Regions from separate parts of the Homo sapiens genome. Here region 2 is linked to region 1. A link is an interaction called in ENCODE POLR2A ChIA-PET data of the cell type or tissue named here. Cell type or tissue: MCF 10A. All regions are shown on one strand. Each heading gives the region's core, and the rest is flanking DNA. Links, peaks and the distances in the headings are about the cores only.

Region 1 (5,387 bases), core at 204-5,203:
TTTTTTGTAGAGATGGGGATTCATCATGTTAGACTCCTGACCTCAAGTGATCCACCCACCTCAGCTTCCCAAAGTGCTGGGATTACAGGTGTGAGCCACCACACCCGGCCTAAACTTTCTTGTACATATCTCTTAACACACATGTGTAAACATTTTTGTTAGGGACTACACCCAGGAGAGGAACCAACAGGTCACGGGGTATGTGTTTCTTCAACTGCAGTGGTACTGACAAATAGTTGCCAAAGTTGTGATGCTAGCAATTTCCATTCCTTCACCTCTTGAACAACACTTGCCATTGTCAGAGTATAATTTTGATCAATCTGGATAGTATAAAATAGCATCCCATTGCAGTTTTAATGTGTGTTTTCTTGTACTAATGATATTAAACTTTTCTATTATTTTTCCTTACCATTTGGATATCCTCTTTTGTGAGGTTTCTGTTCAGGTATTTAGCCAATTTTTCTATTGCATTGCCTGCCTTTTGCTTATAAATTTGCACAAGTTTATTATACTATATATTCTGGATACAGATCCTCTATTATTTAAATTATTGCAAATATCTCTGCCTATTGTGTAACTTGTCTTTTCACACTCTTAGTGGTATATTTTGATAAAAGTTCTTAAATCTAATGAAGTTTAACTTATTAATCTTTTTCTTTATGACTGGTGTTCTGTACTATTCACAAAATCTCTGCCTATCTCCAGATCATAAATAGAATATCTTGTGTTATCCTCTTTAATCTTTCACATTTAGGAACAGGAAAAGACTTTTGTGTATGGTATGGGGTAGTGATTTTTTTTCCTTGTTGAATATCCATCATTAATTAAAAATTTTTAAAAACAGGCCTGGTAAAATTTCAGCCAGCATCAAAAAATTAAAATATAAAACATTTCAGGCACTTAAAAAATACAAAGATATATTAATACTTTTTCCTCACTTCCCATCCCCTTCTACCTAATGGAAGTAGATGAGGGTAGATTAAGCAGTTGTGTCACATATATGTTTCAGCCCATCTTGGAGTTTGCTTATATGGGCTTCTCATATTTGATAACAGTAATAAGCACAATAATAGCAGTTAACATTTATTGCATGCTTAGCAGGTGTCAGGCTTAATGTAAGTGTATTATTACTCATGTAATTCCCATAACAATCCTATAAAGATGCATACTGCTATCCCTATTTATTTATTTATTTGAGACAGGGTCTCACTCTGTCACTCAGGCTGGAGTGCAGTAGTGTGATCACAGCTGACTGCAGCCTCAAATTCCTGGGCTCAAGCAATCCTCCCACCTCTGTCTCCCAAATAGCTGAGACTACAGGTGCATACTACCATGCCTGGCTAATTTTTTGTATGTTTTTTTAGAGACAGGGTTTCATCATATTGCCCAGGCTGGTCTCAAACTCCTGGGCTCAAAACAACCTGCCCGCCTTGGCCTCTCAAAGTGCTGGAATTACAGGCACAAGCCACTGTGCCTGGCATACTGTCCCTATTTAATAAATGAGGAAACAGAATGAGAGGATGTTACATAATCAGTGGCCAGGCTCTTAACTACTCTCTCCCTCATAACTTCTAGTTCTGGACTCACAGATTCTCCATCATAAACAAGTGTTTTCATAACAACTTTCATAAGGTGAGATAACAAGACATATATCCTTCTTCCTATTTTATATTTAGGTTTCTAATAGATTCATATAAGGGAATACTCTGCATAATAAATGTAAGTAATTATGTACTTCTAATTTGGCAATATAGGAAAAATTACAAGAGAATCAAATCAAGATATCTTCTGGAAGTAACATGGGAATAGTTAAGGTTAGCATTACTGAAATTCTGTGAACTAAAGAATGTTAAAAACTGAGTCACTAGGATTGTAGTCTATATGGCTGCCTTACAATGCCTCATAAACCTGAAATATGTTAACTGAGGAATGTTTTTTCAAGGCTGAAAATTGAAGAAAGTTTATTCCATTACTTTGGTTGCTATAAGAACTTAAGCATATTTTCATATTATTCTACTTGAGTCCAGCCTGTATTCCTTATAAAATTTTAAATGTTACAAAGGAAAAAGGAGGATAAATTTAGAATTCTGAAAATAAAATCCATTGATACATACCATTCTACAGAATGCAGGAGCTTGAAGGCTTCTCAGAAATACATGAAGATACTCACTTTATTAAAGGGAAAACTGAGTCCCAAATAAACTTGTATCAAATCTCAAGGACAGTAAAGATCAGATTTCACAATGGCCATTAGTGGACATTAATCTGAATCCTTAACCTTCACAAATCTGTTTCTATAAAATTCTAATAATTATTTATTATTTCTGTTGAGTTCTATTTTCTCAGATTTTGTTCCTATAATAATGTACAGGAAAATATACACTTAAGACCTTAATTTTTATTTCTCTGTACCTAATCCTCAGTAGAAAGACTATCTTCTATGTGAGAGGAAACATCAAACATTTTAGCTGAGTGCAGTGGCTCACACACACTGTAATCCCAGCACTTTGGGAGGCCAAGATCAGTGGATTAATGTAAGCTTAGGAGTTTGAGACCAGCCTGGGAAACATGGCTTAACCCTGTCTCTACTGAAAACAAATTAGCTGAGCATGGTGGTGTATGCCTACAGTCCCAGCTATTCAGGAGGCTGAGGTGGAAGGATCACCTGAGCCGGGGAGGTCAGGACTGCAGTGAACAGTGATTGTGCCTGGCTGACAGAGTGAGACCCTGTCTCCACAAAAAAAAAAAAAAATTGTCCTGAGACTCTGAGGTTCTTCCTTTGGGGACAATGTAAGAATACCTAAGACTTCTACCAGCTCTCCAGAAATTCTAGATCCCTGTACTATCTCACTGGTTAAGGAAAGGCAGAGAAAGCACTCCCCATCACTCTGGATACCAATCAGAGACCCAGGGAAGAAGAAAATGGTGGTTTTTATCACTGCCCATTTCCTAAATATCTGAAAAGACCCTTGAGGCCACCCATCCCAGCATAAAAGCATCAGCGCTGCCACTGAAGACAGGCAAATCATCTTGAATCTGTCTTAAAAAGAATTCACAGCAGTAGCAAAATTACATCACTTTCCTAAGGATGAAGAAATGTGAAGGATGCAGACTCAGGGTGCCAAAGATTGCAAAACAAGCTTCAGATATGGCCTCTAGGAAAATTGCTAGGGGCAAGAGAGGTGGGTGAATAGAAAAGTAAGCAGCAGAAAAACTGAGGAGGAGAAATGAGTTGAGACTTTTAAATTCAATGTTTTTAATAAGCTAAATGAAATATTCCCCAATTACAAATATTAAGGAAACCTCCAGGGAGAGCTATATCAATAGACACATGCAACACTGCAAAATATCTTCTTTTGAAATGCAATTTTTCAAAATTCAAGAGCAAATTTTCACAGATGTATAGGCTACAAAAAATAAAATTAAATTCAGTAAGAGCTCTTTAAATATTTCAATGTCTCTTAATTTTATTAAAAATTTTTCACATTCTTTCCTTTTATTAAACATAATTTTATAAAATTTTATTTTTTTAAAATCACTGAATTGAAATAAATCCATCTATTTTTAAAGGATCTGAGACCTCCTAATGGAAATAAACTTTTTTCTTTTTTTTTTTAAGACAGAGTCTCACTCTGTTGCCCAAGCTGGAGTGTAGTAGCACAGTCACGCTCACTGCAACCTCAACTTCCTGGGCTCAGGTGATTCTCCCTCCTCAGCCTCCCAAGTAGCTAGGACTACAGGCACACGCCATCACGCCTGGCTAATTTTTTGCATTTTTTTTTTGTAGAGATGGGGTTTTGCCATGTTGCCCAGGCTGGTCTGGAACTTCTGGGCTCAAGCAATCTGCCTGCCTCAGGCTCCCAAATTGCTGGCATTACAGGCATAAGCCACTGTACCCAGCCTGGAAATAAACTTTGATGGCAGCAGATAAAAGAGTTTTTCTGATACAAAAGAAGCTAAATTGCAATGAGTTACAACATATTTTAATCTGTAGGAAGCTTTATTACACATCAAGCAAACAGTTAAAGTATTAATACAAAATGCAGATATAATGGTTTCTTTTCCATTTTCAATTTACTTCAACCTGACTACAAAATGTTCTTGTTCCTTATGTAAAGTAGAACTGTAAATTCTAATTAGTTTCACAGGCAGAATCATCATTCCATGGAGCTCAAGTAGAAGAAAGGTTTCCTAACCAAGTCTTCCCAAAGCGAACTACACTTAAACATATCTTGATGTTTCATTAACACATTTGGTGAAGGTGAACAATAACAGCAAGCCAACCCTGGCTACTCACCAATGTGGCAGCAATGAAGAAAGAGCAGACATAGCCTCTTTCTATAGCATGCACATTTAGTAACTGTCTCTCTCTCTCTCTCTCTCTGTATCCTGTCTTCTTTATCCATGCCCTCCCCACGTCGCCTTGCCTAGTATGGCATCACACTCTCCTAGAGAATTATGAGGAACACAGGTTCCATGTCTATTAGAGCAGGAAAGTACCAGGAGGACAATGACTGGCCCTCCTAACCCTTACCCACACACAAAAGCAATGTGATCATCTGCTACCACTGAAACTTCCTAAGTGCTATAGAAGTGGAAGTTTCAACTTAAAACGAGATTTATTAAAAACTGTTCCATTCCACTCTTCAAGGTAATTTCATGGATTTTCTTTTTCTTACCAAGATAGTATTTGTAAAATCAGAAATGGGATTGTATTAATTTTATAGGACTCAGAAGCTACTGTTTTAATCATTCTTAACATTTATAAAAACCAAAAGTAATATTTATCAAAAATGTAATTAACAGTCAGGGTTTTCTTTCTGGTTTCACTAATTACTTTTTTTTTCCTGGCTGTAATCTGTAAGGCACAATCCCAGTGAATGATTTATTTAATTTGAGGGAAGTTTTTTAATTTTAGAAACCCTATAAATATCAGTTTAATGATACAAAGTAAACCTAACACTAATCTTTAAATGTGACGAGGCAAATGAAAAGAATGCTAATTCTAAGGGGAACGGGGTCAAACCCATGTATGTTTGAACTCTTATTTTCCTTATCTGAACAAAACAAAAAACAAAACACAAATATAAATCTAGTTATCTCATAAAAATATTCTATAGGCTGGGTGTGGTGGCTCATGCCTGTAATCCCAGCACTTTGGGAGGCCGAGGCAGGTGGATCACCTGAGGTCACGAGTTCAAGACCAGCCTGCCCAACATGGCAAAACCTTGTCTCTACTAAAAATACAAAAATTAGCCAGTTGTGGTGGTGCACGCCTGTAATCCCAATTACTCGGGGAGGCTGAGGCAGGAGAATCTCTTGAACCCAGAAGGCAGAGGTTGCAGTAAGCCGAGATCACGCCATTGCACTCCAGCCTGGGCAACACA
Region 2 (5,387 bases), core at 69-5,068, 56 kb after region 1:
GGGGCAAGAAGTCAAGGACACATGGAAGACATTGACATAAAGTAGCTGACAGTATCTGAAATGTATCTGAAATAGCTGGTCCATTTTCTTGATTAAACTTTTTCCAAGCCCAACTCAAGTATTTGAAATGTAAAAGAACATACAGCTTTGACATTTCCAGAAATATTTAAATTTACATTGAGTATAGTTAGCATGTGCTCAGGAAAGCCTTAACATTCTAAAGCTTAAGAAATAAAATAGATCTCATGAGATTAGAATCCTCATACATTTAATCAAAATTATTGTCTATAAAAGATGGCAGGGTTTCACATACAGATGTGTATCATAATTACACTGAACTATCTCTAGCTCCAAATGAGAAGATCATGCCATTTAAAAATGTTTTGCCTACCAAGCCAACAGATCAACATACCAAGGCTTCAACTGACTGGAATAAACTGGATAGCAATAACTCCTTTGCAATTTACCAAATTTAACCTTAAGTGACCTTTAGGATGTATGCAACCGGCTGGGCACGGTGGCTCACACCTGTAATCCCAGCACTTTGGGAGGCCGAGGCGGGTGGATCACGAGCTCAGGAGTTTGAGACCAGCCTGGCCAACATAGCGAAACCCCATCTCTACTAAAAATACAAAAATTAGCCAGGCCTGATGGTGGGTGCCTTCAATCCCAGCTACTCGAGAGGCGGAGGCAGGAGAATCACTTGAACCCAGGAGGCGGAGGTTGCAGTAAGCCGAGATCGTGCCACTCACTGCACTCCAGCCTGGGCGACCAGAAGAAGACTCCATCCCAGGAAAAAAAAAAAAAAAAAGGATGTATGCAACCTATATTATTATATTAACTACACATTACAAAGACTGACACACAACCCTAAATTTCCACTAAGAAAAAAAGGTTAACTTAAAATTCAATGATTTGAATGAGCATAAAGCCCAAACACTCTAAATGATACAAATTACTTGTTTAAATAGTTTAAGTTCATAAACAGATCCTTTGATGTTTTATATCTCTAAAAGATATTCCAGAGACTATAAAGAAAAATTCTGATGTGTTGTGACTAGAAAACTGGTTACTTTTAAAAAATTATATGGTGTATCAAGATTAAGGATTTTTGAAGTATGCACATCAAAACTAAGGCAATATATCTAGAAACACTGCTTTTTAAGCCAAAAATCTGCTGAGATCAAATCTTTCAGGTTATTTTGCATTCATTTTGAAACTGTGTACCAGGCACTATGCCTGGTGCCTGGTACTGGGGATGCAGAGATCAACAAGACATAGTGCCTGCTGTCAAGTAGCTCAGAGATGATGGCACGACGGACACTAAAACTGGGTCAGAAAACTTGGGTTCTAAACTCCTGTGCCATTAACTCAAGAATTTTTGGGCAAAACATGCAGATTCTTGGAGTCTCTTCTTTAACAAGGGTTTGCAGAAAAATTGCTGTCCTATTGTGAGGCAAAAATGACACCTTGAACACCAAAGTACTTCAAAATTGTAAAATATAACTTGAAATAGTTACTGTAAAATGCTTAGAAACAGAAAAGCATAGGATCTCTATTTCCCTCCTTGCTTAGTGAATTCTTCTGCTTTTGCCCAAACATGAAGAAATTATTGTTCTAACCTTTCATCTCTCTCCAAGCCAGAGTTTCCCTGGGTTGGCTTCCAGTATTCCTGGGCTTACCACGAGATCGGTCCTGACTGGTCTAGGCAGCTTTATCTCTGTCTAACCAACATGTGGCTGTAATATGAGTCAAAACAAACTGTTCCTCCATTACTTTGTTCCAACTGAGATGAACTGACATTTTCAGATCTTAACATCCTTTCAATTTCAGTAATTCAAATGACAATATCATGAAGTTTAGTAACTACAGATATCTCATAGAGCATTTCCCACATAGAAAAATGAATTATTTGAACAATAAAAGAGGACAATATGTACCAAGGCAAGTACTGAGTATATGAAGCTAGTTCTCTTACTGTCCTTCACTATTATGGCTCTTACTTCCAACAGAAGCCAAATTTAGTCAGGAATGCATGCCCTTTCACTACACAAGCACTCTACATAAGGAGCAAAGACCACAGCAGATCTGACACACAAACCCTGTTAAACAGTACAATGTGTAATTTGCCTTATTATGTTAGTTCAATTAGAATAAAAGAGCATTCTATCATAAATAATACTTTATAAGAAAAAAATTATTTTAAATACATATGGCCAGTTTGATTTTTTAACAACTTTATTAAGCCATATTAATTTTTAAAAACAAGGATTTTAATTAGTAATGTAAAATTTTTCCAATGTTACTCAAATCAACTACATGAGCATTAGGGAAAAGCAGTTGTATAAATCTAATTTTGATTAGCACTTTCAGTTGCATATTTTGGATATACTAGAAACAAAACCTTTTACTGATTTTGCTAAAAAAATATTATTCAGTGCTCTGTCTTCCTAACTCAGATTGCTTCCATGAATACTATGTGCTTATTTTTGTTGTTGTTTTAATATATTTTCACTGTCCACTATAGTAAGCCCTACTGTCAGCTACTGAATGATGCAATTTCTAACACAGCAGGGAGGTAAAGACCCTTATTAATCAATGAAATCAATTGAAGCTACCATAATAAAGAAGATCTACCAAAACAATTTTCCACTCAAAATAACCAAAAACCTTGGAAATAAAATAATGACCCAAAGAACCCAATAACTGGAACTAGAATGCTTCCCAAGGCAGATTAAGTTGAATAATTAATTTGCATCATTCCTTAAATAAATACTTTAGTCTCTTAGTCTAAGTAACCATGGGAACATACAAGAAGCATATATATGTATAAGCTTGGGCAAATCATGTCGCTTTGACAATCAAGGTGCTGCTCCTAGGGGGATGGAATGCCTTAATGTTGATAAGCCTTGATTAAATACCAAGATTTTTACCAAAGAGAAATAAGGACCTTTAACATAGCAGGGTGCAGAAAGTATTAAAAGATCTAAGAAACAGATCAACCAAATGCAATGTATGAATCTAGCTTGGATCCTGCTTTTTAACAAAGCTACTTAAAAATATATGAAACAATCAGAGAACTTCGACACTCAAAAGAAATTGATGATAAGACTTTTTTTAGGTGTGATAATGGTGTTATGATTTGGTTAGTTTTTCAGAGTGTTTATCTTTAGGAGCTACATACTGAACTATTTATGGATACTGCAAGATGATGTCTGAGAACTGCTTCAAAATAAGCCACTGTGGCTGTAATACAGATGAAGCAAGGTTAGCCATGATAATTGGTGACACTGGAATGACAGATATATGGTGATTCATTATACCATTTTCTCTTTTTTTGTATGAATTTTAAAGTTTATTAATTCAGTTAGAATTACAACAAACTTTTTAAAAAATAATTTCAAATCATATTTTATTTTTTTGAGATGGAGTCTCCCTCTGTCACCCAGGCTGGAGTGCAGTGGCGTGACCTTGGCTCACTGCAACCTCCACCTCCCAGGTTCAAGTGATTCTCCTGCCTCAGTCTCCCTAGTAGCTGGGATTACAGGCATGCACCACCACGCTAATTTTTGTATTTTTAGTAGAGGCGGGGTTTTACCATGTTGGCCAGGCTGGCCTCGAACTCCTGACCTCAAGTGAGCCACCCACCTCAGCCTTCGAAAGTGCTGGGATTACAGGCATGAGCCTCAATTCATATTTTAGATTAAGAGGGTACATGTGTGGGTTTGTTACAAGGGAATACTGTGTGATGCTGAGGTTTGGGGTACAAATGATCCCATCAGCCAGAGAGTTTGCATAGTTCCCAATAGTTTTTCCACCCTGTTCCCCTCCTTCCTTTCTCCCTCTAGTCATCCATGGTATCCATCATTATTCTATTTTCTCTAGATTTGTATATGTTTGAAATTTTTCATAACAAAGTTATTTAAAGGGCTACAGAAAAATAATGAAACAATTCTTTACACACTAACATACCTGTATCTCCAAATAATATTAAGTAAAAAAGGCGAATTGTATTAAAATATATAAAGCAAAGCTCCTCCGTTTACTGTATATCCTTGAACAAGCTACTTAACCTTTCTGGGGCTTAGTTTCCTCATCTGTAAAATGGGAATACTAATCGTTCCTACCTTATAGAGTTGTTCTGAGGATTAAATATGATGATTTATATAAAATACTTAAAATAGTGCCTGATACATAACAGTGACACAGTAAGCATTAGCTATTATTATTTATGTTTTTTAAAACCACAAAACCCCATATTTTCTTTTTTTGTTGTTGTTGTTGTTGTTGTTGAGACGGAGTCTCACTCAGCCACCCAGGCTGGAGTGGAGTGGTGTGATCTCAGCTCACTGCAACCACCATCTCCCAGGTTCAAGCGATTCTCCCATCTCAGCCTCCCGAGCAGTTGAGATTACAGGCATCCGCCATCATGCCTGGCTAATTTTTGTATTTTAGTAGAGATGGGGTTTCACCATGTGGGCCAGGCTGGTCTTGAACTCCTAACCTCAGGTGATCCAGCCGCCTCGGCCTCCCAAAGTGCTAGGATTACAGGCCATCGCGCCCGGCCAAAACCCCATATTTTCTGTGTAAATGTATGGGGAAAGATCAGAAAGAAACACGACCAAGAACAGTGGTTACCTCTTAGGTGGCAGGGAATTATTGGCTTTTGGGGTAGAGCTCAGGAAGGACTTCAAGCCTTCAGAAGTATTGGCTTTTGGGGTAGAGCTCAGGAAGGACTTCAAGCCTTCAGCTTTATACAGAATGTTCTATTTTTTTAAAAAAGTATTAATGTAGGGATGTGTAATTTAAGCAGCTCTAGGCTATGAGTCCTTTAAAAACAGGGATACCTTATTCATCCTCATACCTCTAGCACCTTGCACAGTACCTGGCTCTTTGTAGGACAATCAATAGCAATCTGTGTTGAACAGATCTGCTGAAAATAATGAGCCATGGGATGGGAGGGGTAGGGTAAGGACAGAAAAGAAGATGGGGAGAGGAAGACCACCATAAGAAAAAGACTAGAAAGAAGACTGAGAGAAAAAATTTTTCTGAAGAAAAAATGAGGTGAGGATACATTTCTTCTTCAGGGGTCCTAATTTTGGTTATTTTTTGTCATTTCACTTAAGGTATTTTTGCAGATAGTATGACAGCTGCACTGGAATGTTCTAGAAAGCTACCAAATACAGCAGTGTTGACTTGGAGGCACAGAATCTCTTGCCATCTCTGTCTCCCAGCCTCCCTGAGTCACCCCTAGGCTTCCAGGTTTTCCAATCCCTTATATGCTATACATAAACAGTTCTTGGTTTTAATGTGCCTAGCTTTCCTTCCCCCCTTCTGGTAACTGCATGCTAATTTTTCTTGAACATACACACCTCCCTCACCCTCAA

What was found. ChIA-PET counts read pairs that join two places held together with the same protein. Peaks named below come from ENCODE experiments on the same cell type or tissue, not always from the same donor. Only the 100,000 strongest peaks of a DNase experiment are listed, where the experiment ranks them.
Region 2: POLR2A ChIA-PET joins it to region 1 with 5 read pairs; 6 of 35 experiments call an interaction of 5 or more read pairs at or near these places.

What each region holds. Positions count from the first base shown.
Region 1 is chr2:171,821,207-171,826,593 of GRCh38, forward strand. All of the region lies in intron 9 of SLC25A12 (solute carrier family 25 member 12), which reads right to left. Among named protein-coding and RNA genes, the nearest start is that of SLC25A12, 70 kb to the right of the region's middle. In MCF 10A, for the core only: no CTCF peak of the experiment used is centred there; a DNase peak (open chromatin) is centred at 3,125.
Region 2 is chr2:171,876,879-171,882,265 of GRCh38, forward strand. All of the region lies in intron 2 of SLC25A12 (solute carrier family 25 member 12), which reads right to left. Among named protein-coding and RNA genes, the nearest start is that of SLC25A12, 15 kb to the right of the region's middle. In MCF 10A, for the core only: no CTCF peak of the experiment used is centred there; no DNase peak of the experiment used is centred there.